Regions from separate parts of the Homo sapiens genome. Here region 2 is linked to region 1. The links are chromatin loops, found by intact Hi-C in ENCODE. Cell type or tissue: GM12878. All regions are shown on one strand. Each heading gives the region's core, and the rest is flanking DNA. Links, peaks and the distances in the headings are about the cores only. Region 1 has its middle 11 kb from the start of FNDC3B. Region 2 overlaps FNDC3B (fibronectin type III domain containing 3B).

Region 1 (16,119 bases), core at 13,620-16,119:
TCTGCAAACAAATTTAGAATGTATCTCAAAAATAAAAACTTAAAAAACCTTTTTGTTGCAGTATACATACAGAAAAGTACTCAACTCAGCAACAATGTCTATGTATCTTATGTATAATGGATTTGATGTGGAGAAGTATAAAATGTGATTAAAATTTATAATATTAAAATGATAATCCGCATCATTTTATATCCCCAACAATAAAAATAAACTGTTTTCAATACAATATCACTATTAATAGTCTACTTCCTAAGAATAGATGTAAATCTATCAAGCAAAGATGATCTAGCACACCAAACAGAAAATATAAATCTGGTAAGTAAATATATGAAAGAACCTTTTGAAACAGTCCAATTTTGTTCTATATCCCATAGATACTAGAGAATTATTAGATATCACATAGGGTTCCAGCAGGGTTCCAGCAGTGAAGCGTGTTTAATGCAAGGTCTGTTTACAAAGGTATGGGCAAGGTTAAGAACAAGCAACAAGGCATGATGAAATTCTTGAGAATTTGTTCCCCACCCCCAGGCATCTTGAAAGGAGCTATATCCTTTGGTAGAGAAACACAGCCAGTCGCCCCAACCTGTGGCTTGACATGGAAGGAGTCCAAAGAACAAATGTCCCCCACACACCCTCCACCAGTCCTACCAGAGCCAGCAAGCTACTCACTCACACTGGGAGGGCCCAGAGACCTGCCTTTCATCTATACTTTGAGAAATAAATTTGTGACAAGGAGCTCCAGCATCCTTAAAAGCTCTGTGACCATTCTTCTCTGTCAGCCAGACCTTACAATGGGAACTGCAGCCATTCAATTGGAAAACTTAAATGTGGTGAGAGTATTTGGATCCTGAGGTGTCAGGAGCCAAGTGGTGGCATTCGACTGCCAAAGGTAAGGCAGGCATAGTTAGCATAATTGGCAGCAGATTCAAACAGCAATCAGAACAGTCTGCCAGTGCAGACCTATGGCATCATGGTGTTCTTAGAAGTGAAAGGGGTAGAAAAACTACTAAATTCTTAGTTAATCTGTATATGCAAATAAATTCTGGACCCAATGAACAAAAGTATAAAATGAATCATAAAAACAGACTCATGGCTTCTCAATCAATTCCCAGACTTGAGCCAGTTTACAGACACAGAATCAGGTCTGTAAACTCCCCAAAAGGGGAGGCCAGGTGCCCTAGAGGAAGAACCCTGGTATACTATGGAAAATAACTACTGTTAATCTTTTTTCCAGCCTTCCCTGAAGGGACCTACAGCCTTTCCTCAGGGTAACTGTGCATTGGGGAAAATGAAATAACCAGCTTTTAGGGGGACTACTTGGCACTGGCTCTGAACTGACACTTATTCCAGGAGACCCAAAATAACCCTATGGCCCTCCACGCAGAGTAGAGTCTTATGGGGGTTGGAAGATCAATAAATTTTAGCTCAGGTCAATCTCACAGTGATTCCAGTGGGTCCTTAAACCCAACTAACTAGGGGGATCTCATACGCTACAGGAATGAGCCTGCACTAGTACCCCTGCCAGGCTCAGTCATTCACTGGGAGCAGCCTGGAGAAAATGTGGCCTCAAAGAATGTGATGGTGGATCCACAGGTGTGGCCGCTGGGGTTGTCAATCAACTCCTAAGATCTGAGAGGCTTACTTTTCATGGCCACTGCACACGTCACTTACCTCTTTGTGAATTTGAGTACTAAGAGGAGAAAAAATGAAATGTACTTATTACAATTAGTGTTATAGGGGGAAGAATCAAAAGCTATGTAGATGGAATAACGTGGGGGCACACAAAGACCCTTTATGCTCTTGAAATATGCTCTACTATGCTGTCACAGCACTTACATTACCAACCATTAGTTTTTTCCCTTGGGTCAAAGCTTTAAAGACATATATTACAGGTATTCATTGGAAAAGCTGATCTTTAGGACATGCCCAGCCATATCAATTTTTTGCTCAGAGGGCACTCTGTTAGCCTCTGGTGTAACACATGTCCTACCTCATGTTACCATTAATTTACCTTGCTATCTTCTCCAGAGGGTAAGAGTTGTGTCTTATTTGATTTTATAACACATCTGACACTGACACATAGTGAGTTTTAAAGAAATGATGAGTGAGTGAAATGATTGAATGTGTGAATTAATGAGAGTTTGTTATCTAAGGAATCCAGAAGAAGTGGCCTATAGAGGAGGTAAACTTAGGTGAGGGCTAAAAGAGATGCCTCACTGTTGTGTAGTGGGGATTGATGAATACCTGGGAAGTGTGTGTGGAAGGAGGGGAGCCTTAGCTAATACGTGTCGACTTCATGATATTCCCTTGGTCTAACTGTTGTTCAGTCTGCAATTCATTGTCATGTTGATACTACACTTTATCTGTTTTTCTCAACTTCCCCCCAAAGCTCTGTCTACTGGAGGTCAGAATAACCTGTTAACTCAGAAATTCTAGTAAAAAACAGCAAAAACCAGTCATACTGTTAGGTGTAATAGAAAGGGCAAACAAATTGACTTCTACCTCTGAATTGATTGCTTTGGCATTTACAAATGCCAGTGCTTGTATAAAAGGATAGACTTCTTAAGGAAAAGGTCTTGGGACAAACTTTTTCATCAGAACTCTATGGTTGGTCTGAAGTTGGAGCTCCTGTCATATAAGCTCCAGTTACAATCAAAGTAAGACTAATGTATTTGCAAAATAGGTTTAGTCTCATTAAACTTGCCCTGATTATTTTATATAACTGCAGCAAGAATAACCATATAGGCTCTTTTTAAATTTGCTTTGCTGTAAATTTTGCCAAGGAATCTCAGATTAGACTTTAAAAAAATTGCTGTGCACTAGGAAGCCAAACCAAGGTAGACATCAGACTTTGCCTGCAGTATCTAATATCTGAAGATTCCTTGACCTGCCAGAAAGTGGCAATTTTTACACACTCACTGTAAGGGTGGGAACCCTTGAAGCCAGGCATTTTATGCACATTCTCAAATATGACATTCCAGTGAAAGTGTTGGTAATATAACCAATGCTTCTGACTGTATCCCGTTATGAAGAGGACAAGTTATTATTGAATTGATTCAAATAATCTTATTGTCATAAAAGTCAGAATACTCACAAATATTGTCCAAATTCTGGAAAGATCATGCAGAGAGAAAAAGCAAATGTTTCCATTATTATTTGCAAAAGTGTACTTTACCAAATTTCTGTAAACTACAGATAACTTAAAAAAAATTTTCTTAAATCTGAAAAACAAAACTTTAAAAGAACCAACAATGTTTCAAATTTACAAAGCCATAAAAACCCATAATTCTTCTTCATCAGTTCATTCAGTTTCATGTAATTAATTCTTGTTCTGCTTGGTCTTGGTTAGCCGTTTCATAAATTCATCAGTTTCTTCATTTGAGTGTTAGAAATATGAGTGTTAGAGATCGTCCCATGGTATGATCTTCAAATTATCAGAAACTTGTATTTATCAGGGTTATTTTCGTCCTTTCCATGAACCTCCTTGAAAACACAACACTGTGTAATATTGTTGCTTATAAAAAGTTTTCACAAAGGCATCAGAATAAAGCAACAAGACTTGAAATGTCCATGGTTAAAAACCTGATGAGAGTTTTTAACTCTCATCAGAGATGAGATGTCAATTGATGATGTCCATCATCTGATGATGATGCAATTGACAACTGACCAAGAAATTTGGTTATTTCTGTGGCATACAATATGTTAATATAATAACCAGAATTATAATAGATAACATACTAGATTTCTTAGATTTTTATTCAGTTTTGTGCACATATCAACAACACAACCATGCAAATACAACTCAAAGAAGAGTACACGTAATTTCTTACTTTGACAATGCTCTCTGCATAATTTAACATATCACATAAACAGAATTGGCTTAATATGTCTCTTTCCTACTTTCAGGGGCTCTTCTGAAATGTCCCAAAGTTAGTTTGAGGTAAAAAAAAAAGGACAATTTTAGAATTTGATTTGGGGAAATTTATCAAACATATCAAAAGGTTTAAAACACTTGATCAAAATAGGATCACAGGTGACTGTAAAATAACAGTCATTCATTTGACCACAGTGATAATTAAAAGGCTTCAAAGGCAAATGCAGAAGATTACATACAAAACCTTCTGTAAAAAACCTTAATTCTTTCAAGACTGTCTGTTGTTGTTATTGTTGTTGTTTCAGAGACAAGGTCTCACTCTGTTGCCCAGGCTGGGGTGCAGTCATGCAATCATAGCTCACTGCACCTTTGAACTTCTGGGCTCAAGCAATCCTCCCACTTCAGCCTCCTCAGTAGCATTTTGTCCTTCTATAAAATTTAAGAAGCCAAAACACAGCTGAGTGAAGTGGCTCATGCCTGTAGTACCAGCTATTTGGGAGGCTGAGGCATACGCTACCATGTCTGGCTAATTTTTTAATAGAGATGGGGTCTTGCTATGTTGGCCAAGCTGGTCTTGAACTCCTGACCTCAAGTGATCCTCCCACCTTGTCCTCCCAAAGCACTGGGATTACAGGCATGAGCCACCATGCCCGGCCCAAGGCTTAGTTTTCTTAAGTAATGAAAGACCTAATAAAGAAATCACGAGGCATAAGAAATTACTTTGATAAAACACAAAATCTTTTGTTTCATAGGTCAATTACTTAGAAGGTAAAGAAAAAGCTTTTATTATTATTTCTTATTAAGAGGAGTAAATACTCTAGGAAAACTTTGTTGTTTTAAGACGGGAGCATTTTATTTCACATCAGTGTACTTTTCATATTAAGGCTTAATTTTTAGAAAAACCTAAAAACAATTTTCTTCTACTTTTAGCCAAATTGATTACACACAAAATTTCTTTCATAAGGAATAGAAAGGAGATAAGATTAATCTCCCACAAATGTATCACTTGCTTACACCTTCAGTTTTGTCCTATACTTACTTCCTTCTCATATTGGAACAGCCAATCATTCTACCTTATGACAAAAATTTACTTTCCTTTTCCCCTTATCCTTTTGACCACACAAATTCTCTCTTATACCAAAAAAAGAAAAAAATATTTCTCTTTTTAACTATATGCTTTTACCAAAAAATATATCCTCATACTTATAATAACCTTCCTCACATCTCTTTCTCCTACCTACTGATTCTTGCCTGCCTTGTTTTTATTTCATTTTTTTTTTTTTTTTTTTTTTTTTTTTAGACAGAGAGTCTCTCTCTGTCACCCAGGCTGGAGTGCAGTGGCACGATGTTGCCTCACTACAACCTCTGCCTCCCGGGTTCAAGTGATTCTCCTGCCTCAGCCTCCCTAGTAGCTGGGATTACAGGTGCTCACCACCACACCCGGCTAATTTTTTGTATTTTTAGTAGAGACGGTGTTTTGCCATGTTGGCCAGGCTGTTCTCAAACTCGTGACCTCAGGTGATGCACCCACCTCGGTCTCCCAAATTGCTGGGATTACAAGTGTGAGCCACTGCGCCCAGCCTATTTCATTCTTAAATCCATATTTTGAAACAACTTTTAAATAATTTTGAATCACTTTGTAACAAAAATATGTCCTCCTGTCTCCTGTCTTTATAACAATTTTTCTCACCAAAATGTACCTTACTTTACTTTACATATAGAATTGTTTCTTTTCTTTTTTTTTTTTTTGAGACGGACTCTCGCTCTGTCGCCCAGGCTGGAGTGCAGTGGCGCCATCTCGGCTCACTGCAAGCTCTGCCTGCCTCCCGGGTTCACGCCATTCTCCTGCCTCAGTGTCCCCAGTAGCTGGGACTACAGGCGCCCGCCACCACGCCCGGCTAATTTTTTTGTATTTTTTAGTAGAGACGGGGTTTCACTGTGTTAGCCAGGATGGTCTCAATCTCCTGACCTCGTGATCCTCCCGCCTCGGCCTCCCAAAGTGCTAGGATTACAGGCGTGAACCAACGCGCCCGGCCTAGAATTGTTTCTCTTATTTCTAGTACTTTTAATTATATATATAAATTAGAATTTTAATTCTTAGCCATTGTGACCTAGAATACTGAAGACTAATTCCATTTCATAGTTTCTAGAAATATGTGCTTCTTCTATGTATAATTTTTTAGTGTGGAACAGGACATATTTACTGACAGACCTAAGTATGTTTTGTCTTTCTATAAAATTTAAGAAGCTGAAACTAAGCTAAATGAAGCAGCTTATGCCTGTAGTCCCAGCTACTTGGGAGGCCAAGGTGGGTGGATAGCTTGAGCTCAGGAGTTCGAGACCAGGGTGGACAACATGGTGAAACCTCGTCTCTACAAAAAATATTACCTAGGCAAGGTGGTGCACACCTGTAGTCCCAGCTACTTGGTGGGTTGAGGCAGGAGGATCTCTTGAAACTAGGAAGTTGAGACTGCAGTGGGCTGAGATCGTGCCACTGCACTCCAGCTTGGTTGACAAAGTAAGACCCTGTTTCAAAAAAAAAAAAGCTCTTAAAACCATTTTAAGTAGACATATTTTATAAAACAATTATTCTTGAAAAAGTATAAATTTTTACCTCATTTACATCTAATTTATTTATTTTAACAATTATGCTTGAACTGTTCATGAAAATTATGCAACATTGAACAAAACTAGTTAGCCATGATCTCACATTGTTTCCCTGTTACCTTTTTTTTTTTTTTTTTTTTTTTTTTAGACGGAGTTTTCCTCTGTTGCCCAGGCTGGAGTACAATGGCATGATCTTGGCTCACTGCAGCCTCTGCTTCCTAGGTTCCAGCAATCCTCCTGCTTCAGCCTCCTGAGTAGCTGGGATTACAGGCGCCGGCTACCATGCCTGGCTAATTTTTGTATTTTGAGTGGAGATGGGATTTCACCATGTTGGCCAGGCTGGTCTCAAACTCCTGACCTCAAGTGACTTGCCCGCCTCTGCCTCCCAAAGTGCTGGGATTACAGGTTCAAGCCACCACACGTAGCCTCCTGTTGACCATTTTAAAAACATGGGAATGTTGGGTAATCATCACCAAAGCAAGGATCCTAAAGTTAGAGACATGAGCGTTGTGCTGATGAGAATATACAGTTTTTGTTTGTTAAACCAATATTTGACTAGTCTTATTTACCAAATATTTGTCCAAATTACATGAACTAAAAGGCATTTAAGTTAGTTTCTATTTTCTTGATAAAATACTTAAGTGCTGATTTTTTCTTTAATTAGAACTCTTTCATACATTTTGATAGAGAACTATCACACACACGTAACACATATAGACACACAGACATACAGACTTACAGAACAGACAAAAGGAGATCTAGCTTTTTGCCAAATTGATTACACGCAAAATTCTTCATTTGCCAGTTTTCACGTAGTTTTTCTCGTCCCTTTCAGGTCTTCGATCCTGTCACTAGTTGTTAGCTAGGCAACCCTAAATTGGCACTTCCAAAGTTATGACTCCTAGATGAAACAAGGTAGAAAATTTACATCTCAAAGACACAGAGCTTAGATCTAAACATTATTATTTGCAGAAACAAGGAAGGCAGAGGTAAAGTTCCAGGTAAGAAAAGATGGCCAGGAAAAGCACCTTAAAATTTCTAGTGACTTACATACAAAGAGGGAGACACTCTTACATACAGAGATTTCCTGTATACATGTAAATTTTACAAAAAGTTTCAGGCTGGGCACTGCGGCTCATGCCTATAATCCCAACACTTTGGGAGTCTGAGGCAGGTGGATAACCTGAGGTCAGGAGATCAAGACCAGCCTGGCCAATACAGTGAAACCCGTCTCTACTAAAAATACAAAAATTAGCTGGGCGTGGTGGCACATGCCTGTAATCCCAGCTACTCAGGAGGCTGAGGCGGGAGAATCACTTGAACCCACGAGGCGGAGGTTGCAGTGGGCCAAGATTGTGCCACTGCACACCAGCCTGGGTGACAGAGTGAGACTCCGTCTCAAAAAACAAACAAACAAACAAAGTTTCAAAATAGCTGGCTAAATTTCAGAAAGCTATATTTTGGAGCCTGATTTAGTTTAATAGGCAGTTTTTTCAACTAATTTTTAAATGAGATTATTGACTTTAGGGCAGAGTTCACTGACATATAGGGCAAATAAAGCATTTTCTAGGCCTGCTTGACCTGGGAGTCTAACTTTTATAAACATTTTATTTAGCTGTATTTTTGTCTTTGGGATGGGATAGTAACTAAGTGAAAAAGTTGGTATATTTAATTCATATCAATTAGCCATTTAAGCTCTTTGTTTGGTCTTTTTTAAAGAGCCTTTTAAAGGAGGCAATAAAACAATTTAAAATATCCTTAGATGATTCAATGTTGTTCATCTGGAATGTTCCACATAATGACCATTGCAATTTTAAATGATTTTTATGAAGATTTAACCATTATTATAAGTATTTGCAGCTTCTAGGGCCTAATACGTATACAGCTGACCGCTGAAAACACGGCAGTTTTGCACTGCACAGATGGACTTCTGTGCATTTTTTTCAATAAATATATTGGAAAAGTTTTTGGAAATTTGCGACAATCTGGAAAATATGCATAAGCTGTGGAAGCCTAGGAATATCAAAAAATTAAGCAAAAGTTAAGTATGTCACACATGCATAAAATATATATGGTCTGTTTTATCATTTGATACAATAAAATACAAATTCATTTTAAGAAGTGCTATAGCTTAGATGTTTGACCCCTCCAAACTTCACGTTGAAATTTAATTACCAATGTTGGAGATGGGATCTGATAGGAGATATTTGGGTCTTGGGGCAGATAACTCATGAATAGATTAATGCCTTCCCTGGGTATAGGGCTATAGTGAGTGAGTTTTCACTCTGTTAGTTCCCATGAGACCTGGGTTTTGTTGTTGTTGTTTTGTTTTGTTTTGAGATGGAGTCTTGCTCTGTCACCCAGGCTGGAGTACAGAGATCTCAGCTTACTGCAACCGCCGCCTCCTGGGCTCAAGCAATTCTCCTGCCTCAGCCTCTCGAGTAGCTGGGATTACAGGCACCCGCCACCACACCTGGCTAATTTTTATATTTTTAGTAGAGACAGAGTTTCATCATGTTGGCCAGGCTGCTCTCGAACTCCTGAACTCCAGTGATTCACCTGCCTTGGCCTCCCAAAGTGCTGGGATTACAAGTGTGAGCCACTGTGCCTGTCCTAGACCTAGTTGTTAAAAAGATCCTAAGGCTGGGTATGGTGACTCATACCTGTAATCCTAGCAGTTTGGGAGGCTGAGGCAAGAGGATCACTTGAGGCCAGGGGCTTAAGACCAGCCTGAGTAACATAGCAAAACCCCATCTCTACCAAAAAATAGAAAAAATAGCCAGCATGGGTTGCATGCCTGTAGTCCCAAGCTACTAGGGAAGCTGAGGTGGGAGGATTGCTTGAGCGTAGGAGGTAGAGGCTGCAGTGAGCCATGATTGTGCCACTGCACTCCAGCCTGGGTGACCGAGTGAGTCCCTATCTCCAAAAAGATAAATAATTAAAAAGAGCCTCAGTCCTCCCCCTTCCCTCCTTCCTTCTCTTGCTTCCTCTTTCACCATGTGATCTCTGCACAGGTCAGCTCCCCTTTGTCTGCCAGCATGAGTGGAAGCAACCTGAGGCCCTCAGCAGATGCCTGTTAGGCAGCAGAATTGTGAACCAAATAGACCTTTTTTCTTTATAAAGCACCCAGTCTCAGGTGGTGCTTTATAGCAACACAGAATGGACTAAGACAAAAAGTTAAAATTTATCAAAACATGCACAAAACACACAGATCATATGTGGTGCAATTCACAGTTGAGAGAAATGCAAACAAACATAAAGGTACAGTATTAAACCACAACTGCAGTAAATGAACTACAGTACATACTGTATTAAACTGTAATAATTTCATAGCCTCCTCCTATTGCTATAATGGTGAGCTCAAGTGTAGGAAGTATCCACTTAAAATGTCATGTGATGCTAATAATCTCCATGTGGACAGTTCATCTCTCCAGTAAATTGCAAATTGCAGCAAAAAGTGATCTCTTGTGGTTCTCACGTGCTTTTCATCGTGTTTGCTCTAATACTCTAAACCTTGAATAACACTGTGGAACCCATGCAAAGTGCCACTAGCAATGCTGGAAGTGCTCCCAAGAAGCAGAGAAAAATCATGATATTACAAGAAAAAGTTGTATTGCTCAGTATGTACCATAGATTGAGGTCTGCAGGTATGGTTGCCTGCCATTTCATCCTGTGAACAGATGACATCAACTTATGGGATGGATAAACACAGAATAATACTGTAGATGTATTTTTCCTTCTTTATGATTTTCTTAATAACATGTCCTTTTCTCTAGCTTCCTTATTGTAAGAATACAGTATATAATACATGTAACATACAAAATATGTGTTAATCAACCATTTATGTTATTCACAAGGTTTCCAGTCAACAGTAGGGTAGTAGTAGCTCACTTTGGGGGAGTCAAAACTTATACTCAGATTTTTGACTTTGCAGGGATTGGCACTCTTGATCCCCTAATTGTTCAAGGATCAACTGTATATCCACAAATTAGTGTCTGGCATAGGGTAGGTGCTCAATAAATATTTGTACAACTATTTAAAGACCATGAGATATTGGGAGCCCACGGTTTTCTCTTTTCTTTTCTTTTCTTTCCTTTTGTTTTCTTTTCTTTTCTTTTCTTTTCTTTTCTTTTCTTTTCTTTCTTTCTTTCTTTCTTTCTTTCTTTCTTTCTTTCTTTCTTTCTTTCTTTCTTTCTTTCTTTCTTTTCTTTCCTTCTTTCCTCGCTCTCTCTCTCTTTCTTTCTGAGACAGTCTCGCTTTGTTGCCAGGCTGGAGTGCAGTGACACAATCTCGGCTCACTGCAAGCTCTGCCTCCCAGGTTCACACCATTCTCCTGCCTCAGCCTCCCAAGTAGCTGGGACTACAGGTGCGTGCTACCACACCCAGCTAATTTTTCTATTTTTAGTAGAGACAAGATTTCACCATGTTGGCCAGGATGGTCTCGATCTCTTGACCTCGTGATCCACCTGCCTCGGCCTCCCAAAGTGCTAGGATTACAGGCATGAGCCACCATGCCTGGCCGAGCCAAGGGTTTTCTAATGTGTTACAGTATAACGGAGTTTATCACAGAGACAGGGAGAAGTAAGTCTGTCTGAGTGTGGTGCTGGCCTTGTGGGGCGGTGCTATAGAGTCCCCATGGCTGGATTAGTAGATTACTTTACACAGCTTCTTAGGCTTCTGCAGGTCAAAAAAAACTTGGTCATAAACACACAGGAAACTTATAGAAAGAACTGGAGAGAGTACAAAGAGAATGGGAAGTCCTAAAAAGATGGTAGCTGCCAGAGTCAAAGAAAGGATATTTTTCATGTTAATGTGATCAAAATTTTACCCCCGGCTAATGAGGTCTGAGACACACAGATTATATGTGAAATTCCAAAGGGTATGCTTTCAAGAACTAGAACTAATATTGTGGCAACTATACAAATGGTGAGAAACTATTTAAAATATAACATCCTACCCTTTACAAACCAGAATAGGCCCAGTTGTCTCTGCAGTTAAGTTTACTCTGTTTTCAACTTATTACTTTCTGGTCAAATCTCAGAATCTTTCCTTGACCAAAATGGCTTGTATCTGAGCCATACTGCCCGAGCTAAAAACTTTTTTGGCTTCATTTTTCTGTGAAAGAAACACTGCTATGGACGGAATGTTTGTTTTGTTAAAATTCGTATGTTGAAATCCTAACCTCCCTTTTCTCTCCCAGCATGAGTGGAAGCAGTGATCATATTAGAAGGTGGGGCCTTTGGGAAGTAATTAGATCATGAGGGTGGAGCCCTCATGCATGGGATTAGTGGCCTCAGTAAAAAACACATGAGAAAGCCTTCTTTCTCTGTCTCTGCTCTATGTCTTGTGAGGATACAATCAGAAGATGGCCATCTGCAAACCAGGAGTCAGGCTCTCATCTTGCAAGAGATCTGCTGGTGCTTTGATCTTGGACTTCACAGGCTCCAGATGGTTAGAAATAAATTTCTATCATTTAAACTGCCCAGTCTATGGTATTCCGTTACAGAAGCCCAAATTGACTAAGACAGACACATGTATGTATGACTATCTACACACATATTTTTATCTAGGGCATATTCTGAAGTTGTTTGAGGATGATAGTATTTAGCATGCCTGCTGTGAAGACACCTACATATCATTCATTTTTTTATTTTTATTTTTTATTTTTTTGAGAGGGAGTCTCACTCTCTCATCCAGGCTGGAGTGCAGTGGCGTGATCTTGGCTCACTGAAACCTCTGCCTCCTGGGTTCAAGCGATTCTCCCACTTCAGCCTCCTGAGTAGCTGGGACTACAGGTGCGTGCCACCACGCCTGGCTAATTTTTGTATTTTTGGTAGAGACAAGGTTTCGCCATGTTGGCCAGACTGGTCTCCAACTCCTGATCTCAGGTGATCCACCCACCTCAGCCTCCCAAAGTTCTGGGATTACAGGCTCATTCAGAGGTCTTGACCTTTTAGGAAAAGAAAGTGACCCAAAAAAATTGTCCTGGTTTGTTTTGTGCTGCTACAACAGAATACCACAGACTGGGTAATTTATAATAAACAGGAATTTATTTGACTCACAGTTTTGGAGGCTGGGAAGTCCAAGACTGAGGGGCCACACCTGGTGAGGGCCTTCTTGCTGCACCATCCCTGGCAGAAGGCAGAAGAGTGAGAGAGCCCTTGAAATAGCAAGAGAGGGCTGAACTCACTGAACTATCTAATGAGTGGGTTTGTGATAATGAACCCACTCAGATAGATAGATAGATAGATAGATAGATAGATAGATAAAATAGATGATACTGATCTATTCATGAGAGCAAAGACCTCATGACCTAATCACCTCTTAAAAGTTCCACCTCTCAACACTGTTGCACTTGGGATTAAGTTTCCAACACATGAAGCTTGGGGGAGACCTTCGAACCATAGCAGGAATAAATCAGGTAAGAGGGTGTGTGTCTTGGTCCATTTGTGTCACTATAAAGGAATACTTGAGGCTGGATAATTTATTAAGAAGAGAGGTTTATTTGGCTCATAGTTCTTCAGGCTATACAAAAAATGTTGCACTACCATATGCATCTGGCAAGGGGCTCAGGCTGCTTCTACTCATGACCAAAGGCTAAGAGGAGTTGGTGTGTGCAGAGGTACAGAGATCACATGGCAAGAGAGGAAGCAAGAGAGAGACGGGGGAAGTGCCAGGCTCTTCTTAACAACCAGCTCCTATAGGAACTAATAGAGTAAGAACTTGCTCATTATTCGAGGAGGACACCAAGCCATTCATGAGGGATCTGTCTCCATGACACAAACACCTCCCATTAGGACCCATCTCCAACATTGGTGATCAAATTTCAATGTGAGGTTTGGGGGACAAACATCCAAACTATAGCAGTGGGCAAGAGTGGTGACAATGACTGTGAGGAAAGTAAGATCCAATCCTGCCCTGCGGTGGTACGGCTTAAGGTAATTCAGTGTGATAGACAGATTTTTTTTTTTTTTTTTTTTTTTTTTTGAGATGCAGTCTCGCTCTGTCGCCCAGGCTGGAGTGCAGTGGTGCCATCTTGGCTCACTACAACCTCTGCCTCCTGGGTTCAAGTGATTCTCCTGCCTCAGCCGCCCCAGTAGCTGGGATTACAGGCGCCCGCCACCATGCCCGGCTAATTTTTGTATTTTTTAGTAGAGATGGAGTTTCACCATGTTGGCCAGGCTGGTCTCGAACTCCTGGCCTCAGGTGATCCACGCACCTTGGCCTCCCAAAGTGCTGGGATTACAGGCATGAGCCACCGCACCCAGATTCATAGCTTTTTAAATAACTTTGCCACAAGAGAAAAATTACTGGTGATATGTCTTTGTCCTTGTCTTGTTTTATGTTTTTGTTAATGACTTAAATGGCAACATGGAAAGCATGCTTCATACTCATCAATATCACAAAACTGTGGAAGGTTGCTTGATAATAGACTCAATGTCCAAAAAGTACTCGTTGGCTGGGATGTAAAAATGAAACTTACAAATAAAATTTAATAAAATTATATATTCAACCAGTTAACTAATTAATGTCAGTTAAGATTAAATCAATTGCATATCTAATTTATGCCCAGCTTCTCATGGAAGAAGAAGCATGAGCTAACAGAATGAGGAGGCTGCTAAGAAATTTAACAAAATATTAAACCGTAATAGTAGAAGCGTTTTGTCCAAACTGAAGCAGGAAAAGATAACACTCTTTGTAGCTGTAGTCTTTTCATGCCTGAAATATTATGAGTGAAATCTGGATACCCAACTGTATCAGTCAGTTCTCGTACTGCTATAAAGAAATGCCTGAGACTGGGTAATTTATAAAGAAAAGAGGTTTAATTGGCTCACAGTTCCTCAGGCTGTACAGAAAGCCTAGTGGCATCTGCTTCTGGGGAAGCCTCGGGGAGCTTTTAATCATGGCAGAAGGTAAAGCAGGAGCAGGCGTCCTACACGGCTGAAGCAGGACCTAGAGAGAGGGGGAAGGTGCAACCAGATCTCCTGAGAATTCACTCACTATGCAGTACCAAGGGGGGACGGTGCTAAACCATTCATGAGAACTCCGCCCCCATGAGCCAATCACCTCCTACCAGGACCCACCTCCAGCACTGGGGATTACATTTCAACATGAGATTTGGGTGGGGACACAGATCCAAACCATATCACAAACTTTCAGAGATGCTGAACAGGTAGGCCCTCAGAGGTGGTAGGAAAGAAGGATGAAGAGAGATCTTTGACGAGTTCGGCATGTCAGGGACGTTTATTCAGGAAAAGAGAATCTCTAGGGAGCAAATGCCAGGCATGTTCAGTTCATTGGAAGGGAGGTCATGTGGAAGGTGAGTGTTGTTATTTTGTCTGCCTCCAGAGGGCAGAAATAAAACCAGTGGGAGAAAGTTGTAAGGAGGCAGTTTCAGAAGACCTGGGTTAGAACTACAGTTGTTGATAATAAGCTGTCTCCACAGGAATAGGTTTTCCTTTCCCTGGTGCTGTTCAGACTGAGGCTGGGTCCTTAGTTGTAATTGACATGGGAGCCAAGATTTCTGCTTTGGGAGGGACAGTGGGAGTCTATCAACCTGTGATTTTTAAGAGCCCTGTCAATCATTCAGCTTCTACCTGAATAGTTCTGGTAACTGTGGGACAGATCTCTTTGTTTAAAATGTGTTTTTCTTTAAATAAAACATTGAGCTAAAATTTGCTTATCTTGCCTTGAACAATAGAAAAGGCGGCAAAACCACAGATGTGACTGGTGAAGTTGTTGGAGAAATGTGCTTCACTGAAGTGGCAGTGTTGCTTTTAAAACAAGATGAATTGGCTTTTGGTCAGTGTTCATATTGAAGCTGGTGTCAGATATGGCTCAGGACATTAGAATAAGTAGTAGATGCAAAGAGTTAATGCCTTCTATTTAGGGTCAAGAGTATTATTATTATTATTATTATTTTTGAGATGGAAGTTTGCTCTTGTTGCCCAGGCTGGAGTGCAATGGTGCCATCTCAGCTCACTGCAACCTCTGCCTCCTGGGCTCAAATGATTCTCCTGCCTCAGCCTCCCAAATAGCTGGGATTACAGGTGTCTGCCATCATACCAGGCTAATTTTTGTATTTTTTTTTTTTTTTAAGTAGAGATTGTGTTTCACCATGCTGGCCAGGCTAATCTCGAACTCCTGACCTCAGGTGATCCGCCTGCCTCAGCCTCCCAAAGTGCTGAGATTACAGGCATGAGCCACCATGCCTGGTGGTCAAGAGCAGTTTTTAAGAGTAGGGGCAGAACTGAGCCTGCCTTGGGAACCTAGCAACTCGAGCTATAGGGAGAAGAAGGACATTGAAACTGAGAATGCAGCTGGGTCTTGTAGATATTACGTGTTACTAGTCATAGTGATCTTTGAGAGAGAGTTTCAAATTTAAACATTTTAGACTACAGAAGTGTTCAGAAAAGTTGAATTGTTTGAGACCTTTTCAATGCTAGCTTCAATACTTTCATTCTTTCCTGTGTACTACTGTTGCATTTTTTGATATAAATTATTTGAGATGAAGAAGTATGACTAAGAATCTTTTTAAAATTTGGACTCAGCCTACATTGCATAGGTGGTAGAAGGGTTTAAGAGTCTCTATATTTTGTTATAGGCCTTAACTTCTAGGCATCTTCATTTGGATGTTA
Region 2 (16,793 bases), core at 8,524-11,023, 240 kb after region 1:
TGTCAAGAGGCAGGGTGTTGAACTTCTGGTTTTGTATGATCAGTATTGTAATGTGATAATTATAGTCTATACTACAAATATGTTCATTATTCTTCATGCTTTCTGCCATGGTCAGCTGTGGCTTTTATTTTAAATTTAATTTGCTCAACCAGACACACAGTGTAGCAGACGCTATTACCGTATTTCAGTTTTTGGTGCTGTAGTGAGACTTTGAAATTCTAGGAATTGAGTAGATAACACAAGTGTGATGTGGGAAAGGTCCCTGGGAAACAACAGTGATTCTATTAGGCTGGTGCACAAATAATTGTGGGTTTTGCCATTACTGTTGTACCCACATAATAGCTCAGTGCATGCAATTTACAAAGTAATAAGTGAAATGCTCCCCATAGTTGACTATAACATTTCCTCATTTTTCTCTGAATTTGCTTTTTAAAAAACTCTTCCCCTTGCCATTCCCTTCCCCATTCCAGATTGTAACTGCTTCTTTCCAGCTGCATCAGAAGAAGGGGACTTTCCATGTAGGTGTTATTCTCAGAAAAGGCCAGAAAAGACCAGGTCATGGTGGGGATGATTTGCTCCAAGCATAAAAGAGAATTGTGATGGTTCAGGAAGACTGGAAAATAACGAGACTGGAAAGAAATGAGAAGGGCTTCAGAGGAATGGCACATTGAAATAAAAGGAAGTGGTAAGAACAGGAAAACAAGTGGAATGAAAGGAGCACACAGTGGGCAGGGATGATTGGATAGACTGTGGAATAAAGATAATTTGGGAAAAAAATGGGCAGAAAATAAGAGAGGTTTCATGGTTCCATTATTGTATATTCTATTCCTCCTACTAGGTTAACATTTCCCAGAGGGGTTGGGTGGAGACGGGGAAAGCCTTTTTGCCCTGTTGTGGTCCATGTGCCCTTCTGCTGGCAGATCCACTTGGAACAAATCTCCATGTGAATACATCTCCTACTCTTTTCCTATTTGGAGTTTCCTGATGCTTTTGTCTACCTCTTGTGCTGGATTAGAGCATCCACTGCCAGCATGCATTAATGTGATAAACAAAATAAAAGTGAAGTCTTAAGTAGAACTTTGCAAGGAGTAGCAGTACACTATACGGAGGTATTAGGTTTTTTTGAATATGACTTGAAGTTGTTAAAATGATATTTTAGAGTTTTGATGTGCTTAAAAACTGGAAATTGAGAATTTTTTTTTTTATTTTTTGTTTTAAGTTAAAAATTAAGCACAAGATGCCAGGCATGGGAGGATCACTTTGTGAGGCCAAGGCGAGAGGATTGCTTGAGCCCAGGAGTTCAAGACCAGCCTGGACAGCATAGCAAGACCCCATCTCTGACAAAAAAAATTAGCTGGATGTGGTGGGCATGCCTGTAATCCCAGCTACTTGGGAAGCTGAGATGGGAGCATTGTTTGAAGCCAGGAGGTCAAAACTGCAGTGAGTGTTGATCATGCCACTGCCCTTTCGCCTAGATGACAGAGTGAGACCGACTCAAAAAAAAAAAAAAAAAAAAAAAAAAAAGCACTAGAAAGTTGGGAGAGAGGGCAGCACTTTTCCTTTATTGCTGGGTTAGTATGCCTTTGTCAAAAGCAGCTTGTTTTAAATGAAGATGTCATGCTTATTTCAAGTCCTCTTAAAACCAAATTCACTCTCATATCCCCTTGGTATGTAATAAAAAGCAATATATATAAATATATATATATATATATGGCATTTCTGTGAAATAATCAACTCTTGCTTTCTAGACTTATTAGAATTACCTCATGAAAGCAACATGAGGAAGTGAGTGGGAAGAACTAGGTCTACAACAGTTAAAAATTTTTTTTCATAAATGCATTTATTACTGCTTCTCTTAATTCACATGGTGAACTTCCATTGACCTTTTTTCCTTTTTATTTGAAAAGACACAAATTATTGTATGGAACAGTACGATCTTTCAAACCAGGAGGGATGGAGAAACTGCCATATTTTAGGTTCACTGAGTTCCTCAAAACTATTTAAGTGTCTTGCCAAGCACATTTTTAAAAAATTCATATTTAGTCTTTCAGGAAGATTTATCTTTTGTTGGAATGTTGCTCCAAGGAACTCTGTAATATACCAGCATCTCTTGAAAGCTTTGTTAAAAATGATGTGTTACTTAAGTGAAAAATGGTTATGGGTGCCTTAATTATTCAGCTATCAAGTGTTTTTTTTTTTTTTTTTTTTTTTTTGACACACTGACAGCATTCGTATTATTTACTACTTACACTATCATCCATGGGAAGATGGCTCCAATGTACTTGTAGACAGTTTTCAATTTGAAAACTATATCTTCATTTCATTGAAGAATTTCATGTCTGGGAAGTACTATTCCCTATAGAGTTTAATCTCTGGGTATAGTGGTCTCAACATCATCTACAACATTACGCATGAGGACTGTTTAGAGTAAGTTAGGTAAGTTGCTATTGCATTAGCATTCCTCTGAAGAAAGATGATCTTTTAGGTAGTAAACATACATGCATCATAGAATCAGTAGGATTTCCTGATCTGCCTGACTCTGCAGTGCTTCCATGCCTGTTTTCTGTGTCATTTCTTCATTTTCTTTTCTTTTATGGGTTGGGGGAGAGACAGGGTCTTGCTCTGTTACCCAGGCTGGAGTGCAGTGGCGCTATCACAGCTCACTGCAGCCTCAACCTCCTTGGCTCAAACAATCCTCCTGTCTCAGACTTCTGAGCAGCTGGAACTACAGACATGTGCCACCCCACCTGGCTAATTCTTTTTATTTATTTTATTTTTTGTAGATACAGGGTCTCACTTTGTTGCCCAGGTGGTCTCGAACTCCTTGGGCTCAAGTGATTCTCCCGCCTCGGCCTACCAAAGGGCTGAGATTACAGGCGTGAGTCACCACGCCCAGCCCTGCATCATTTCTTTTAAATAATGTCAAGGACAGCAGGTTCTATGGCCCTGCTACCCATAGTTGGAATGAGAGATACAGTAATCATCTAAATCTTAGCCTTTATAGTTAAGATTTCAGAACTTGGTTTTCTGAACTGAATAATCTGTGGGATGTTTGTACCCAGAAATTAGGATTCTCATTCATCTCTTTTTCTTCTATTTTATATGTTTGTTTCTTGCATTTTTAGATTCTATGAATTCTCTACCCCTCTCTCCTGTTCTGTATATCTGGCTTCCAAGACTTGCCATATTTATCATCAGTAATACTATAAATGGACTTTTAAAATTCAACACTTTCATTCATTCATGTACTGCTGAGGTATTTTTTATTTTATTTTGCATTTTGAACTGGGTAAGGAAATAGAAAATGATAACGATACATGAGAAGGATGTTTTTAATACTAGATTGTTGTCATAGCTGTCAACCTATTTACTTTTGAAGAAGAAAGTTTCAATAATTGCTCTTATTTTAAGACTATGTTACAAGCTCATTGAGTGCATCCAAGGAAAAGGAAGCATTTCAGATAAGCTAACTGCCCTTCTTTAATAAGGGTGCATGGTCCAGTTGCTAGATTGTCCTTGTCATCTTATTTCCATTTCCTTCCTTTTGTCCATTTTTATCTTTAATGATCTCAGTAGGAGGTAAACAACCTCGATAAGAGGATAAGGGAGAATATATCCAAGTGCGGCTTGTCAATAGCTCTGATAAACATTTGGTGTGTGTGGAAAACCTGAAACTTAAAATGATTCTCAGAAATTATCTCTAGGGTTCATTTGTAATATTGGGTAGATTACTATTTCTGTAGGTGGGAAACTACTATTTCTATAGATCAAAAATAGTTGAAATTTTACATGCTTCAACTTAATATTCCACACATCAATATGAAAGATAATTAATAGGTATCTATACAAAGTATATCTCTACTCTGTGTCTCAGCTGTTGGTATGCTAGAATTTGTTTTGTTTTTACTTTCAGTGTCAAAATACAGTAAAATGTTTAGGGAGAGAAAACAGTGAACATCAAAGAACTCAGGTAATGTGTCCACTGCTAGGATGTTTTTTGCAAATAGATATTAAAAATGATATTTTCAGGGGAGCAGTAGATCAATAATCTGTTTAAGGCAGGAGATACTGGATTTTATAAAGATATGAAGGAATAAAATGAGTGCCCAAGATGTTTACTTGAAATGGTGGCTAGAGTCCTATTGATTAATGCTGGTGACTGAGACTTCAACATTGAAAATAAACCATCCCCAGACAATTGGTAATTATAGGTGACAATTATGTTATTATACTTTATTTAGGTAGTAGTTTTGTTCCTGGAAAATTACTTTTATTCAAGAGAAAAATTTGAAGCATTTGAGAACTGAATGTTTTGTGGGAACTCTTGTGTATAATTTTTCAGTTTTATTCAATTTCATAAGTCTTCAGGGAATGTTTTCAGGCCTAGATTTACGGACACTGTACATAGTACCTACTACCAAAAGAACATTCTACCACCAGGCTTATTAGAAAGCATATTGTCTGTTTTCCTGCTGCCTTGTTGTGAGCAGATGTTCCCTCAGCATTTCTGAATTATTTTAATGCACAAGATGGGAAGAACAATAAGTTAAAAGAAAAAGATAGGGATGAATTTTTTGACTAGGTAACTGCATTTGAGTGGGGATAAATGTCAGTATTCTCAATCTTTTTTATCCCTCTGCTCAATTTGAGGTAATACCATGTGGTGACCTAGTCTGTCATCAGACCCTAAAAATTCAGTAACAAGCCTCAGTTCTGTATTAATAGGAGAATGGATTAAAAATAAATTTGTAATAAACTCTAGCACAGTCTTGCCACTTGAGCTCAGTTCCTTTGATTTGGCCCAATTTTCTTCACTGTTTTTCTTTTCATATTGTAATGACTACTGTCCACAGAGAAGGTTAACACAATGGAGGCATACTTCTGATGGGCTCTGTGTTTGTTTCCTGTGACTAACAAATCAGCACACACAAAGCTGGTGCTTCTTTTTTTTCCCCCATAGAGATGGGGTCTTGCCGTATTGCCTAGACTGGCCTCTAACTCCTGGGTTCACAGCATTCTGCCACCTCAGTTTCCTGAGTAGTTGGGACTATAGGCATACACCGCCGTGCCTGGCAAAGCCAGTGATTTAAAACAACAGAAATTTATTCTATCACAGTTCTGGAGAGAATGTAGAGCTCAGAAGCCCAACATCATTGTTGCCCAGGTGAAATCAAGGTATTGGTAGGCCCGAGCTCCCTCCGGAGGCTCTAGGAAAATATCTGTTCCTCGCCTCTTCCAGCCTCAGGTGGATGCTGGCACTCTTTTGCTTGTAGCCACATCACTCCAGCTTCAAGACCAGCATCTTCAAATCTCTCTGCTCTTTTCTTCCCCTCTGTTTGTGTTAAGTCTTCCTCTGTCTCTGCCTTATAAGAATACATGTGATCTCATTTAGGTCCCATCTGGATAACTCAGGATAATCTGCCATCTCAGAATCCTTAACCTAATCATATCTCCAAAGACTATTCCTTGCAGGGTAACATTCACAACCACCACAGTCTCCTTCCAGCATCTGTGTTCTAGAAACCTGGCTGAGCCAGCCCATTTGGCTGCATCCTAGGTCTGATTGATACACCCTCACCTTCCACAACATCTACTACCTACTATCCGCTATATGCTTTTTAGTGAGCTGCAGTTAATTTCATCCAAAGGTACAATAGCAGCAGCAAGTATCTGTCTCTACTAACACAGGCCAAGAATCATTTAGCAGAGCTACCTCCTCTCTTTAGAGAAGCAGTTTACGTAGGGAAATCTACACACACACTTTTTTTTTTTTTTTGAACAGGGTCTCACTCTGTCACCCAGACTGGAGTGCAGTGGTGTGATCTTGGCTCACTGCAGCCTCGACCTCCCTGGCTCAAGCAATCCTCCCACCTCAGCCTCCCAAGTAGCTGGGACTGTGGGCATGTGCCACCATGCCTGGCTAATTTTTGTATTTTTTGTAGAGACAGGGTTTCACCATGTTGCCCAGGCTGGTCTTGAACTCCTGAGCTCAAAGGGTCCTCCTGCCTCAGTTTCCCAAAGTGCTGGGATTACAGGTGTGAGCCACCATGCCCAGCCTATGCACAGTAAATTAAGCTAGTTTAAGCAGTTCATAAAGCTGAATGCTATAACAACTGTGCTGGAAATAGAAGTGAGTTGTGCTGTGGACGTGCATGTGTATTCACATGTAAAATGGCGGCTGTGTATTTTCAGGGCATATTTAATAGTTAAATATCAGAATCTGTATAATTCCTTTTAAATGATGACCGGAGCTCATGGCATTTCCCAAGAAGAAGTGAAATGAACCTATCTGATTTGGAACATATATTTTCTTTAAAAAGTAAGTAAGATTGTTTTCAGGGAGCATGAGATAAGATTTACAAAGTTTAAAAGTAATCTTTAATGAATCTTATGTCCCGTAAATGTTAAATAGCCCTCAGGGAAATTACATAAAGCTGGTACTCATTGGATATTACACTAAATAGCTAATGTTATAATAGATTGATTAGAGGTGTCTTTTCTCTGATGGCTGTCATGTAGGCAGAGTCTAATAATTAATTTAATTTTGAAGAAGATTTCTGTGGACCCTGAGGTGTCATATGCCAAGTGGGTGACAAATTCTAAAGCCCTGTTATCTGCCTTGTGTTTTTAATAATTATTGCCCATTGTAATAAACTTGTATCTTAGATTTCTTTTTTCACCCTTCAGTGGGTGTTTTGCCTAAATTGAAAAGACATAGAAGATTTTAACTACATATGAAGTACTATTTTAAGTCATTTGAGATTTTTCTCTCCTCCAGAATTTTTTAATCCTGTCATACTTGGCGGAAAATAATGTATACATCAAAGTCAAGCATACTTAATTATATAGTTTAAACATCAGTGCATCATTAGTTAAATGAACAAATTAGTTAAAACTCTGTATTTGCTGTGGGTTTCAAAAATTACCTGGACAGTAATTAGAGTTACAAAGAGTTCTAAAACAAAAGTTGATGAGAATAATGAAGTTGAACTACAAAGCCCTGATTGTATAAATAGGGCAAGAAGAAATAATACCAAGAAGTGGGGGAAAAAGTGTTTTGGCCAGACCTGAGAACTCAGCTGGATCATGTGGTATCAGCCAAGATAATATGTGACAGAGAACGGCAGATACAAATACCATGACACTCTGTACATGGGAATAGAGAAATCAGGGATAAAAAATACAAGTCATGTAGATCACAGCTCTCCGTGTAGCCAGGCTCAAGTTAAGGTAGTTCAGTTGTATAATCAACTTTCGTGGTATTGCTAGGACCTTAATAGAGGAGAGGCAAAGCTGAGGGGAGATCACATTATGTTACCTCTCTGGAATAGTTTCTCCAATCTTTCCATGCATTTAAAAAATTGGATCTGTCTAATTCAAGCCATTTAGTTCTACCCATGCTCATGATCCTTTGGTTTTAGCTACTTATGTGATTTTTCCATACAAATATCAGTCACTTGCAGCATATACCATGCCCTGCCAGTTCCTTTTGGAATCAATTTAAATGAGAAAAATAAAGGACTTTGGGAAAAACTATTTAAGTGTGTCTGTTAAATTGTTTTACTATTTGAGAATAGTTCTGGAGTCTGAAATACATTTTCCATTTAATAGTATTTGGCTTTTTTTTGTTTGTTTGAGCCATAGCATTCGTGGAAATATGTTGAAATCTTAAGTGGAGAGAATATGACTTACTGCTTTTGGTATTACTTGCTGTCTAGAACGTTACAGTCTCCACTATAGTATGTTCCTGGTCAGCAGCATTAGAAACAAGGACAACTTCAGACTACAAAGAAATGTGCATATTGTGATTCACAACTTTCTTCCTATTTTAAAATCTCCATATTTTTTTTTCTTTCCTTTCCTTTTCCTTTTTCTTTCCTTTCCTAGGCTCTCTCTGTCATCCAGGCTGATATGCAGTCGCATGATCATAGCTCACTGCAGCCTCAAACACTGCATCTCAAGTGATCCTCCTACCTCAGCCTCCTGAATAGCTGGGACCACAGGCATGTGCCACCATGGCTGGCTAATTAAAAAAAATTTTTTTTTTTTTTTTGGTAGAGATGGTCTTGCTATGTTGCCCAGGCTGGTTTTGAACTCCTGGCCTCAAGTGATCCCCTTGTCTTGGCCTCCCAATGTACTGGGATTACACCTATGAGCTACTGCCCCCAGCCTATTCTGGATTCTTCAGATTGTAGAGCCAACTGTACTACAAATCTGTGTGGTTTTTTTGTTTGTTGTTTTGTTTTGTTTTGTTTTGTTTTTTGGAGAGAGGGTCTCACTCTGTCGCCCAGGCTGGAGTGCAGTGGCACAGTCTCGACTCACTGCAACCTCCACCTCTCGGGTTCAAGCGGTTATCCTGCCTCAGCCTCCCAAGTAGCTGGGACTACAAGTGCGTGCCACCATGCCTGGCTAATTTTTTTTGATATTTTTAGTAGAGACAGGGTTTCACAGTGTTAGCCAGGATGGTCTCGATCTCCTGACCTCGTGATCCGCCCACCTCAGCCTCCCAAAGTGCTGGGATTACAGGCGTGAGCCACCGCACGCGGCCTAAATCTGTGCTTTTTTATAGGACATTTCATCAAATACATATTCTTAGTCACTTGAGTGGCAACTCTTCCTAGATATTAATACTGTATACAAAAAGTTAGGTCTAGAAAATGACATCAATTATTGTGAGACAAGTAACACATTTCTGTATATCCAAAACATATTTCATTAAATTTGACTGTTTTCCTAAATTTCCAATGTTATTGTAGTGCTTGTTTTGTAATATTGTGCTTGCGTGTGCACATGTGCACTTACATAGAGCTTAAATGGGTAAAATAGAGTGTTACTCTCTTTGCTGGTCTCACTGCTTTAGCTGTTGTTCCCTTAAAATTCGTTCTCTGCACAGCAGCTGGGTGAAGTTTTTATTAAAACCCCCATGTTTTCCTTTCGAACTTAGCATACAGTGCAAACTCTACTATGGCTGCTGCCTGATGCGCCTTCTTCCAGCCCTGCTCCAGTTCTCTGTGCCCTTGCCACACAGCATACTTTCTCCAATTCTCTAACATGTGGGGCCCATTCTGCCCTAGTGCCTTTGCCCTCTCTATTCTCTCTCTTGGAAAGTTCTTTTATACTTTGTATAGTAGAATCCTCCCAATCCTTCCTGGCATAGCCCAAATGCTTCAGGGTCAGAGAGACCTTCTTGGACTACTTCATCACATCACGCTTCTCTACATATTCTTCATGACACCCACCACTAGCTGACTCTATTGTGTTTGTTTGTGTACATTTTCTATATTCTCCTGCAAGAGTTCACCCTTGACTATATTGGAAACAGATTGGAGTTGGCAGAAGATAACATGCAGAGCTCACTCAAGGGGACTTCCAGACATCTTTTATAGATAATACGAATTGCTAAATTTGCTTTTCATCTAAAAAATTTCATTTTATAAGACTTGGGTTAAAATACAGAATTCCATTGCAGTTGGAAAGAGTTACCAGATAGTTCATTATGTGTGCTTGAATGCCAGTCTTGCACAGCATGTAGCACAGTCAGTATGAAACCCTTTTTTGAGGAACTGAAATGCCAGGTAAGAATTCTATGGTAAGCCTATTTCAGCCCCACAAATGAAGGCCTTTCCTATAAATGTGGTCTTGTATTTCCTTCCAGCCAGATGAATGCAAGAAACTGTCATCGTTGCTCTCTCCATTTTTGTTTAGTAAGAACGAGCCTCTTTAGGTGTTTGTAGAGTTATTTTGGCAGTCTAGTATTATTTCCACTATCATTAGCTTTTACCCTTAGGTAGAACCTGGACTTTGTGTTTTCACCTATCCAATTTTCATTACATTTCATGTAATTCATAGAAATTAAAATTTCACTCAGATACTCTTGACTGCATAGCAACAGACCTATTTTGGAGTATTAAAACAAGGTTTTAATATAGAAACTGTTTCAACCTTTTGTTTTAAACTATTGATTTCCTACATAGTTTGGGAATTTTTTTAGATACCAGCTCTCTTCAGTAGTTCCGATTTCTTAGGACTTTTATAAAAAACATCTTGAAAAAATGGTATCATAACTTTAATATTACTCAGCACATTTTTTGTTGTTGTTGTTCAGAATGGTTTATGCGCTCTTATTCTGATGAAAAAGAAGATGAAAACATTCTTTTCTAATTGTTGGGAAATGTTGTGGAACCTGACTTTTTGACCGCTTTTGCCAATGCTAGGGCCTGTTGACCTACTCATTCCCACTTGGCTCTGCCAGCTGGGGCTGCCTTAACTGGTCTCCATGCTCCTATGAGAGAGTTCTTAGGTAAACGTCAAGTCTGCATCAGAAAGCCGTGCAGACGTGGAGAGCCATCTTTTTCCAAACGTTCAGTGCAAGGCAGAGCAACAGGCTCTGCTTTGAGAATTATTGCTGGAGACACCATCCACGCATGCAAGCATTCTGTACCGGGTAGTACACTGACAATTTGGAACAAGGATAGACACTGCCATCTTGGTTCAGAAGGCCTCCTAATAATGGCATTCTAGAAGAGAAAACCTGGATTATGTAGCCTAAGATATGGTCTTGTTCTGGTAGAACATGTGTGAATAGGAAACACATCGTAGCCCTTGCTGATACTGTTACTAGGGTCTAGATCACCGTTGGGCTTAAGCAGAGATGGGTAATTTTTGCTTTTTCTTAATATTCCAGCAGTCTAAACTAAAAATATGGAGAGATTATAAACCTGTGTTTGCCTGAAAACAAGATTGTCACCAATCTCAAAAGTCAGAAATAAATCATTTTTTCTCATACTCTGTATAATAGCTATAAGAGAGTGGGGACTGGAAAGGTATTTTGGAGTTTAAAAGTAGTAAAACACAGAACCATGAGTCCTGCTTGCAACTTTAATAAAATTTGGGTATTGTCTGTGTAGAACACCTTTTCTGTTCCTGGGTTAGGCTATAAGGACCTCCCGTTATGAAACCAAGCCAGAAACTGCCCTAAGATTAAATACCTTAAGGAAAAGTAACCTTTGTGGCAGTGGGGAACAGTCACAGCTCTGAGACCACATCTCTGGTCAGTGACCAGAGATATCTGAGAGCTGATGGGCTGTAGTGGGGAGAAGGACTGGCTGCTACAGGAAATAAACCTTATTTCAGACCCACCTGGAAATGATCTTACTTAATATGTTGCTTTTTACATGTTTTAGGGAATTTTTAGATTCACATTTCAGGAGACTATTCTGTATTTGAGCCTTTGGGTTTTGCTGAAGAGCATAGAACCCTAAAAACCGAATATGATGATCTTAGAACTTCCTTAATTTCTTTCTTTCCACTCTTAGTCTCTTTTCTCATTTCCTTTCACTGCTCTGAAAATTAACACCTGCTAGGGAAATCAACTTTAGGCTGCTTTCATTGGAAGCCAGTGTCTAAAAATCAATCCTGGCAACTAGTGTAAAATGAAATTTGGAAGATGTCTTGATTCTCATGGACTTGTGCAAGCTGAAGTTATTAAAGAGGATTAGGAACCACAGCTGGTGAGCAGATGGAATGCTTATAATTTCACAATCTGAGGTAGCTGTAAACTCAAATCTGCACAAAACTTCTTTGCTTTTTCTCTAGTTTATTTCACTTTATCTTCCTGGACTGTAACTCTGGGCAAGTACGATCGTTTAATTGTTGGAGATGATGAGCCTTAATAGGTTCCTCATTTAGATGGCATCATTTAAAATTCTAGTTGTACAATTTCATACTCAGAATTTCATTTCAGAAACCAACTATTTAATAATGGACTTATTAACAGCACAATAAGTAGGAAATGGTTTTACCTTTCGTTCAAAATGTAGAAATATATTTTAAATTTGAACAATGAAGACTGGTTCACAGTAATTGCAACTAGACAATATAACTACTTGCTTCTTAAAGAAATGCTTGATTCCATCAGTTTCTTCAGCTTTTTCTGTGTTCATTTCTACTAGAAATTCCTGTGTCATAGAAAAAAAGTCCCCTAAAGCCACCTTCTTCATTGGCTCTGTTACCTAATCACAGGCTCCCTGCTCCCTGTATATTCCCCGCACCCATGACTACTTCTCTGTTCATTCTATCTGATCATAATATAGGGGCCTTATACATGCACAGAGCAACTGTTTGCCCCCTCAGAAACATAAGCCTAGACCACATTTTCTGGGTAGATTAGTGTTTTCTCCACAAAGGAAGGTGTTTGTGAGACTTTCATCCAGTGGCTGCTAGGAAGGTCAAATTAGGAACTTTTGTCTACAGATACAAAGACATTAACTTACACTTTATGTTAGTGGTTGTTACTTTATTTAACAATGGAATTAGTGTCCACTCTACAGTTTAGCACCTCTTTATCCTTACTGAAAGACTTTAGAGAAATGGCTGCTAAGGTGGAGTTTCTTCAAATACAGAAAAACATCTGGAGCCGTAAATAAGTTGAGCAGCCCGGATACATTCTGTACTAGCTGGTTGGGAAGAAAACAACACAGGGATATTTCAGGTGGTGCCGCACAACAAACAGCGGTAGTTTATGGTCTGAGATAGTCTCTGTTCTTTTGGAACCGGTGTGTGCTTCTTCTCTAAAGCCACAGTCAGCAGCAAAAAATACTGTAACATGTCTTTTGGAAGCAATTACTGCATGATCCTCAGTGTTCTAGCCTCAGAACATCCTGAGTGTTCCATTTCTATACGTGCGGGAGAAGAGGACATATTACCGATGCTTTGGCATGAAGTAATCTGGAGAATTATTATAGGATATGGTCTTTCTTGACCAGCTTTTGAAATGGCTTTCAGTAGCTTCTCTTTGGATTTCCAAACTGACCTTCTGTAATTGGATATGGCCTCTTACAGAAGCAGTAGTATAAACATGTTTAAACTTCTAATGTAATTATTTTATCCTGAACCAAGTAGTCTAGCAGTCTCTTCCAGCGGATAGATTTGTTTATCTTAAGTAGAGTTGATCTCCCCGCCTTACCCTTGTTACCTTTGGACACAGGAGATGGCAGGAGAAGAGGTTTTGGATGGCCCCCAAGAAGAAGTAGACTTGGACCGAAAATCAGAAGACAAGAAGACCTGAGGATTTGATACTGGGTTCTTTTAGATTTTCCTGTGCGATCTTGACCAGATTCATAAAATCTCTGATTTGCTGAATCTATATCTAGTAAATGGGTATAATAATATCTAATATGTATTTGCATATGTTTGGTATGTGTATTGGTATGTGATGACTGACATAACAAAGTAGCACAAACTAGGTAGCTTACACAACACAATTTTATCTTCTCACAGCTCTAGATGCTAGAAGTCAGACTGCAGTGTTGGCAGGGTTGGTCCTTCAGGGCCATGAGGGAAGGATCTATTCTAGGCCTCTGTCTTTGACTTGTAGATGGCCATTTTCTCCCTCTGTCTTCACATCATCTTCCCTGTGTGTGTCTGCATCCGAATTTCCTCCTCTTCTAAGGACACCTGTCATATTAAATTAGGGCCCACCCTGATGAGCTCTTTTTAACTTAATTACCTCTTTAAAGGCCCTATCTCCAAATATAGTCAAATTCTGAGGCACTGGGGGGCCAATCCAGATTTTTTTGGTCATCCATTTTTTTTCTTTTCTGTTGTCTTATCTATTATATTTTCCTCTTGTGTGTTTTTATTTCTCACCCAGATTAGTCCATGACCTAAATGGCCGCTTTTGCTCACAACTGCCTCTTGGGCTCAATAAGCTCACTGTTGTCTAGGGTTTATACACCTCAGCTGTTAGGAGTTGGAGATCAGATGAATGTGGTTTATCGTCTGTAGAGTGAAATATGGCTACTAAGTGGTGCCATTACAGAGCCAATTTGGGGTGTAAATCTAGTATTTCAGCTCTTGGACTTTTTAAACTGCATCTTTAAATAGAACACTAGTTTCATTCTGAGGGGGGGAAATATACATGCAGAAGACATTAAGGCCTATGATGAATGTCATGTTTTGAACAACAAGGGCAGCTCATTTGGACAACAGAAATCCATCTGCAGGGCTTAAGAGAATCCTTTATTTTATACAGAAACCGAATAAGTTCCAAATAATATAAATGTTATTAAAGACTTAGAATGAGATAGCAATAGTGCATAGCTTTGGCCTAGAGTAGGTAGGCTTGAAAACAATTCAGGACTTCTTTTACATTGACCCTGGATTTGTGGATGTCTGTTCTATCATAATATGTTTTAGAGAATAAAATGGAAAAGCTTGTAATACCAGAGAGCTTCTATTCCTCAGAGTGGTTGCAATTCTGGAGAACAACCTCTTGCAAGTAGCATTTTCCGTATAGACATTTCTTGCCTGCTGGCCCAATCTTAACTTTTCATTTTAGTTCATTTCTCAGTTCAGTGCATTTAGAAGACAGTGCATTTTTCTTTTCTGGACTAGGGCAGATGGTGCTGTCACTTTTGATTATCTGGTTTTTTTTTTAAAGGGAAGTGTTGATTAGGGAGAGCAAGAAATGAAATACCACCAGATTAAATTGAGAGCAGAAATTATACAATCCCAAAAGAGGCAAATCTGTTCTATGTTTTTCTGCTTAGTTTACTATAGTTTATGTTTGACTTTCTAGATTTCAAGTTGGATATATTTTAAAAGATCATTTTAAGATAGCTTTTGGGTTATGAGTTTGCTTTGTTTCTGCTTTCTGGAAGATATAGAAGATAGAAATGTTTAGATGGTTTTCTTTTTCTAGTCACATTTAAGTAAGAAGATCCTTGGGTAAGAGTAGCTTTTAACAAATCCAAAATGTTTGGATAATTTCTACTTTATGCCACTGAAATCTCTCACTTGCAGTCTAGTGGCACTTTGTGTCTTGTTACTGTTTGGCCATCTAATCTTAAATTAGAATATTTAACAGGTGTTCCAAACCAGAAGTCACAAGGAAGTGGACAAAGAGGCCCAGAAGATAGCTTGAAGAGCCTCCTGCTGGCTACATTTAGGGCAAATTTAGTGTCCAAAAAATAATGATGGTGGTGGAGTGTAGCAGATTTTAACACATTGAATTAAAATAAAAAGAATCTGGGTTCAAGATACTTTGAAAAGTGGGAGGGAGAACTAATAAACATAGAAGGAATAACAGAATTAGAAAAATCACCATCTGGAAACTACCTGTAATATAATGATACATGCTAGAGATCATCAGTATTTACTATAACTGTCAGGTAAAAGGGCATAATGTGCTTTGACAATGGAGAAAGGTTTTACACACAATACCTTGAGCAAGTGACCAAACTGAGCATCACCTAATAGTTCAAACAGCAGTGTGCATGTTCTCATGTCATACGATGGGAAGTATATCTGTAAACAATTCTTCCCCAAAATTCTTAGCCTGTATCTAATTACGAGGAAATAGCATCACACTACAGATAGTGATATATTCTATAAGAAAACTGGCCTGACTGCTCCAAAAATGTCAACTTTATAAAAAGTATAAGGGATTTCTGTTCTAGATTAAGAGAGACTAGTAAAAACCTGACAACTAATGCATACTTGGTCCTCGATTGGATCCTGAATTAGGAGAAAAAAAATTAAAGATGTTATTGGAACAATTGACAAAATTTAACATGGATTTTAATCTCAAATTTATTCGATTAATGTTAAATCTGATTGTAGTAATGTGTTTTTGTTTATGTAGGAGAAGCTCCTTGTTCTCAGGAAAGAAATGCTGAAGTTTTGGGGGTGAAATGTCATGAGATCAATAACTTTCTTTCAAATGGTTGTGAAAAAACGTGTGTGTGTGTATATATAAGTAGAGATCAAATGTGAGCATGCAAATGTAGCAAAATGTTAATAAGTTGACCAATCTAGGTGTTTTTCTATAGCAATCTAGGTGTTTTGCTATAATTATAGCAGCCTGAGCTATAATTGGGTGGCTTAAGCAACAAACATTTATTTCTTACAGTTCTGAAGGCTGGGAAGTCCAAGATCAGGGTGCCAGCATATTTGGTGTCTGGTGAGGTCTGTCTTCCTGATTTATAGATGGCACGTTTGTGCTATGTCCTTGTGTGGCTGAGAGAAGAAAGCGAGCTCTCTCAGTACCCTTATAAGGACATCAGTCCCATCTATGAGGGCTTTATCCTCATGACCTCATCTCATTCTAATTACCTTCTAATGCCATCACTTTAGCGCGTAGGGTTTTAAGATACACGAATTTTGGGAGGGCACCAAGCATTTAGTCCCTAACAGTGTTCATAGTACTGCTCCAGCTTTTCTATAGATTAAAAATGTTTTAAAATATGTATTTTTTACAAATCGAGCAATTTCACATAAAATTTTGCATTTCTAGATTCTCTAGAAAAGTGGGAGTGTCTGCCTTACACCCATGATACACCAAGAATAACTGATTGGCTGCATAGCAGCTGCCCCCCTCAGATAGGGTGAGGTTTTTTCCATTTTCCATAGTCCTTACCCTTCCCTTTTGTTTTATATACCCACTTTCTTTACTCATTGATATTACCTGCCTAGTGGCTATAGGCATTTTAGTATGTACCCACACATGTAACACTTGCTGATTTCTTGGGGTGGTAGTAGGTTGTGTCATGGATGGTAATGACTTTTTCATATGCTGGAACTCTTGAGCCCTCTGGATTTGATACCCATATCAGGTGATGAGCTTCACTTGGCTCCTTGGCCACAGGCTGAGTATCTAGCCTTATTCCCAAATAATTCAGTCATCTGAGACATAATTAAGAAAATGTGGATGTAAACACTGTTCAAAACTTGCTGGATAGGAGATATACATATTAAAATTATCTTTCAGATGCAACATATTAGAAATTGTACTC

The links. Hi-C counts contacts between places; a loop is a spot of excess contacts. Peaks named below come from ENCODE experiments on the same cell type or tissue, not always from the same donor. Only the 100,000 strongest peaks of a DNase experiment are listed, where the experiment ranks them.
Region 2: a loop joins it to region 1, with 2.3 times the contacts of the local background. A loop is called at or near these places in 21 of 110 quality-filtered maps.

The regions. Positions count from the first base shown.
Region 1 is chr3:172,020,462-172,036,580 of GRCh38, forward strand. No RefSeq gene overlaps it. Among named protein-coding and RNA genes, the nearest start is that of FNDC3B, 11 kb to the right of the region's middle. RefSeq lists an enhancer at 15,814-15,873. In GM12878, for the core only: a CTCF peak has its summit at 14,829 (motif pointing right); a DNase peak (open chromatin) is centred at 15,790; H3K27ac peaks cover 738 bases.
Region 2 is chr3:172,261,399-172,278,191 of GRCh38, forward strand. The region is part of intron 6 of FNDC3B (fibronectin type III domain containing 3B); the gene reads left to right. Among named protein-coding and RNA genes, the nearest start is that of GHSR, 180 kb to the right of the region's middle. In GM12878, for the core only: no CTCF peak of the experiment used is centred there; a DNase peak (open chromatin) is centred at 9,623.